Linked DNA regions of Homo sapiens: region 2 is linked to region 1. The links are chromatin loops, found by intact Hi-C in ENCODE. Cell type or tissue: PC-3. All regions are shown on one strand.

What was found. A loop is a pair of places that touch in the nucleus more often than their neighbours do. Peaks named below come from ENCODE experiments on the same cell type or tissue, not always from the same donor. Only the 100,000 strongest peaks of a DNase experiment are listed, where the experiment ranks them.
Region 2: it touches region 1 in a loop (1.8-fold over the local background); 16 of 110 quality-filtered maps call a loop at or near these places.

What each region holds. Positions count from the first base shown.
Region 1 is chr20:49,655,201-49,657,700 of GRCh38, reverse strand. It overlaps B4GALT5 (beta-1,4-galactosyltransferase 5), which reads left to right. Exons shown (of 9, transcript NM_004776.4): 2 at 999-1,133. Among named protein-coding and RNA genes, the nearest start is that of B4GALT5, 57 kb to the left of the region's middle. In PC-3, no CTCF peak of the experiment used is centred here; a DNase peak (open chromatin) is centred at 1,230; H3K4me3 peaks cover 563 bases; H3K27ac peaks cover 1,458 bases.
Region 2 is chr20:49,697,961-49,700,460 of GRCh38, reverse strand. All of the region lies in intron 1 of B4GALT5 (beta-1,4-galactosyltransferase 5), which reads left to right. Among named protein-coding and RNA genes, the nearest start is that of B4GALT5, 15 kb to the left of the region's middle. In PC-3, no CTCF peak of the experiment used is centred here; a DNase peak (open chromatin) is centred at 990; H3K27ac peaks cover 1,877 bases.

The DNA of each region.
Region 1 (2,500 bases):
GGCCTGGTCCCGAGGTTAGCCAAGCGGTTAGATGAATCCACCCCCAGACACCCACAAAGTTTAGATTTGTAAATGTTCCACCCCTGTAACACATCCCCCTTTCACAATGACAAAGGCAATTTGAGGGAATTAGAGTGACTGGTTAAGAAACTATGTTTTACAATCTCACTGTTTCTTGAAAATAGATGGCATAGCAGTGGAGTTTGCAAGTAGAATATAGGGATTACATTTTGACGTGTTTGTGAGCTTCTAGTTTTGTATCATAGAGAGACTTCAGGAAAATGCAAGTGGAGATCACTTTCCAAAGAAGACAAGATTGGCAGGTTAATCTGAACACTCATTTGTTAAGAGCATGTTTTAATTGACCTTGGACTGTGCTCTTTCCCTATTGCTTTGGACTTTTGGGCTGGGATGGGTGGATAGTGAGGACTGCAAATAGTCTTTCGTTACTCCTTTTTCTTTCCAAATCTCCCAAGGGTAAGTGATTGGAGCCTCAGTCTACCACTTTGAAAAGGTTGCCAAGACCAGACCGTGGCTTCAGACCATGGCTTCAGTGCTTCTAGCAGTCAGAGAGTCAGTGGTTTCTTTTCTCTATGAAGAACCATGAACTAATTCTGAGAAGGTGAACTTAAAGAGAGCAGAAACCTTTAAAAAAAAAAAGTTTTAACTAATTCATAAAGGTCTTTCTTCTGATGATCAGAGTGCTAGAATACAGATTGGGTATTTGGAGAAGAGATGGAATATATTTTTTTTTAAGTTGATGCTTTTTCTAGAACTGTTGGATATTGACAGAAATTCCTCTAAGCTCTACTAGCTACCCAAAAGATGTTGGTGTCCTGAAAGGTATGGAAAATAGAGTTATGGTCATGTAGGGTTTTAAAAGAACTAAAAGAGGCTTTAAAAGTCCAAAAAGAAAAAAAAATCCATAGCTATGTGGTATGTTTTTTTAAATGATTGCTTCTGAATCCACCTCTTTTTCCCCTTTTTGCTTTCTGCAGTGAACACCTACCTCTTCATGATGCAAGCCCAAGGCATTCTGATCCGGGACAACGTGAGAACAATCGGTGCTCAGGTTTATGAGCAGGTGCTTCGGAGTGCTTATGCCAAGAGGAACAGCAGTGTAAATGACTCAGGTATATTTTTAGTAAAGAGGTGGTCTGATTAGAATGTCTCCTCCCAAGAGAGGTAAATTCGGTTGCAATAATTATTTTCAATGGGAAAAGCGCATTGTAAAAGAGGGATTTGGCTGAGTTTTACTTTACTGCTAAAAAAGCTCTTGCCAAATGAATCCTCGTTCATTTTTGTTAACAATATGACTCAGTCTGTTTGTGTTGCTATAAAAGAGTACTTGAGGTTGGATAATTTACAAAGAAAAAGGATTTATTTGGCTTATGGTTCTGCAAACTATTCAAGAAGTGTGATGCCAGCGTCTGCTTCTGGTGAGGGCCTCAGGCTGCTTCCACTCTTGGTGGAAGGGGAAGGGGAAGCCTGTGTGTATGGTGAGAGGAAGCAATGTGGCAGGTGAGAGGAGGGCAGGGCCAGGCTCTTCTTAACAACCAGCTCTTGTGGGAGCTAATAGAGGAGAACCTACCGCAACAGCAGCAAGCCATTTGTGAGGGATCTGCCCCTGTGAACCAAACACCTGCTGTAGGCCCCACCTCCATCATTGGGGATTACATTTCAGCATGAGGTGTGCAGGGGACAGACATTTAAACTATAGCATAATACATTAAGAGTGACTGGATGACTACTTCTTTTTTTTTTTTTTTTTTGAGACGGAGTTTTGCTCCTGTCATCCAGGCTGGCATGCAACGGGTGATTTCGGCTCACTGCAACCTCCACTTCCCCAGTTCAAGTGATACTCGTGCCTCAGCCTCCTGAGTAGCTGGGATTACAGGAGCATGCCACCATGCCTGGCTAATTTTTGTATTTTTAGTAGAGATGGGGTTTCACCATGTTGGCCATGTTGGTCTTGAACTCCTGACCTCAAGTGATCTGCCTGCCTCGGCCTCCCAAAGTGCTGGGACTACAGGCATAAGCCACTGTGCCAGGGCTCTTTCTTTTCAACTCTTTCAAAAACTGAATACAGGAAGGAAGTAATACTTCCACATGATTAAGTGGGACTCTCTTGAGGCCTCTCTAGTCCAGCCAGGGATGGTTTTTATTTAAAAAATAGATTCTGAGATTTCATCTTACTAAGGATTCATGATTCGCCTCATTTCTGTAACTGAGGACTAATGTGCTTTCTGGGTTTGTTTGGGTTTTTTTGAGATGGAGTTTTGCTCTTGTCACCCAGGCTGGAGTGCAGTGGTGTTAATCTCGGCTCACTGTAACCTCCACCTCCCGGGTTCAACTGATTCTCCTGCCTCAGCCTCCCGAGTAGCTGGGGTTACAGGTGTGCGCCACCATACCTGGCTAACTTTTGTATTTTTAGTAGAGACGGGGTTTCGCCATGTTGGCCGGGCTGGTCTCAAACTCCTGACCTCAGGTGATCCGCCTG
Region 2 (2,500 bases), 43 kb before region 1:
AGCCAGGTGTGGTGGCACATGCCTGTAGCCCCAGCTACTTGGGATCGCATGAGCCTGGGAGTTTGAGGCAGCAGTGAGCCATGATCACTCCAGCCTGGGCAACAGAGTGAGACTCTCTCAGAAAAATTAACTTTACTTAATTACTTTTATTATTGTTATAATTGTTCCATTTTATTGTTGTTGTTGTTGTTGTAAACCAAATTGTAAAACCATTTTATATTTGTTGCAAACCAAAAAGTATCTGAGACAGGTCTCAATTTATTTAGAAGTTTATTTTACCAAGGTTAAGGGCATGCACCCAGGCCCAAGGTCTGTGCCTTTCTCCTAAGATGATTTTGAGGGCTTCAGTATTTAAAGGGGGAGAAATTTTAGGAAGGCGTGGTAGATAGGAGGCAAATGGTTACATTCTTTTGAGTCTTTGATCAGCTATTCACATGTGGCGGGCAAGGGTGGGGGGCAGCGGAGGAATAGTCCCTTATGCATTCATCTAGCTCAGTGAATCTGCATTTTTACATAAGACAAAATATACTTACCGGGCAGAGGAAGTGATGAGATTATGCATTTGTCTCAGGTAAGCAGAGGAATGACTTTAAGTTCTGTCCTTTGTCCTATACCTGTGAAGATAAGCTGTCAATTTACGTTGTCAGGGTGAAATTCAGCAGAGTGGTTGTAGGGTAAGGATGTTGAGGTCCACAAGGAATTTCCTATTGGGCAGATTGTGAGGGAGGTAGGTTTGCATGATGCCGTTCCTACCTTGACTTTTCTCTTTGACTTAGTGGGTTTGGGGTCCCCAAGTTTATTTTCCTTTTACATTGTTATTCATCTTTTACTGTGCCTAATTTATAATTTAAACTTTACCATAGGTATGTGTGTATAGGAAAAAGCAATGTATTTAGATCTGGTACTACCTGCAGTTTCAGGCACCCACTGGGGAATTTCAGAACGTATCCCTTGAAGATAAGGGAGGACTGCTGTATGATTCATAGCACAGTTTCAGATTAATCATGTCCGATGCAGTCAGATGCTTGATGGTTATATGGGGCCTGGTTTGTGGGCAAATGACTAGTGGGGTTTTTTTTTTTTTTTTTTTTTTGCCCATTTAGGATTCAAGATGGGTTTTAACCTTTTAAGTTACAATTAAGCACTTTGTGTCGTACAGTATGTATACAATAATGCTTTGAAATGGCTAGTCATGAATGTATTAATGGTTTGTCTTGCACTGAAACCTGAAATGTAGATGAAAAAGTTGATAAACATAAGGCAATCAGTACTGATTGTCATTGTCATCTACCCCAGTACATTCTAAGTGTGGTAGATACAGTAATTCTTATATGTTGCTATTAACGTCATTTCTGATTTTTGATTAGAAAAATATTTAGGTTAATGGCTTTCTTGTTGGTTTCAAATTTATAGTAAAAGCTATACCTTTATGTCTTGAATCTGCTTGCCAGTCTTTGCTTTGATAGGTGGTTTTTGCTTAGGCTACGATAAATTGTTTCATCTTTTCTAAAGAGGGATGAGGAAGTATTTACTTTGTGAAATTGGAAAACCGTGTGGTTGGTGTGGAAAATAAGCATGTTATTAATAAACAGCTAGTCTTGTGCTCCATACTCTTGGATGTAAGGTAGAAATAACCTTGCCTCTATTGCTGAGATTTAAAAAAATAAAAAGCTAGGCTACTACCCGTGCCTTCCTCGTCCACAACACAGGCACAGGGTGGCAGGTAGTGATGAGAAACAGGCTGCCAAGATGGTCCCTGGATGACTAGGAGGTGTGTGATGTGCGTCCAGTTGTCTGGATGGGGCAACTGGAATCCTTCATTGTGTGGTTCATGCTTGTGTGTGTGTGTGAATGCGAGAGTGGGAGGAAGTTCAATGTTTTGGCTTTGGTGTGGGATTAATTTTCTCTTCGATTGTTAATTTGGCATACCTGACTTTTTCATTCTGGTTTAAAGTATTAGAAATCTTAAGATTTGTGTGAATTAGAAGATTGGGATTTATTTGAATTTCATTTGGCACTAGGGAAAATTCACTTTAGGTAAGAGCTACTTTTTGGGTTGGCTTTATGTTCAAAGCAGTTTTTTCCTTAAGAGTTTCATTTTATTATGGAAATTTTCTTTTTTCTTTTTTTATTTTTTTGAGATGGAGTTTTGCTCTGTCCCCCAGGCCGGAGTGTGGTGCCACCGTCTCGGCTCACTGCAACCTCCACTTTCCAGGTTCAAGCAATTCTCCCACCTCAGCCTCCCGAGTATCTGGGATTACAGGTGCGTGCCACCATGCCCGGCTAATTTTTGTAGTTTTTACTAGAGATGGGGTTTCGCCATGTTGGCCAGGCTGGTCTTGAACTCCTGACTTCAGGTAATCTGCCTGCCTCTGCCTCTCGAGTAGCTGGGATTATAGGCATGAGCCACCGCGCCCGGCTGGAAATTTCCAAACATATAAAAGTAAACTTAATAGTACAGTATAATGGACCCCATGAACAAAAGTAATTTTTCTAACCT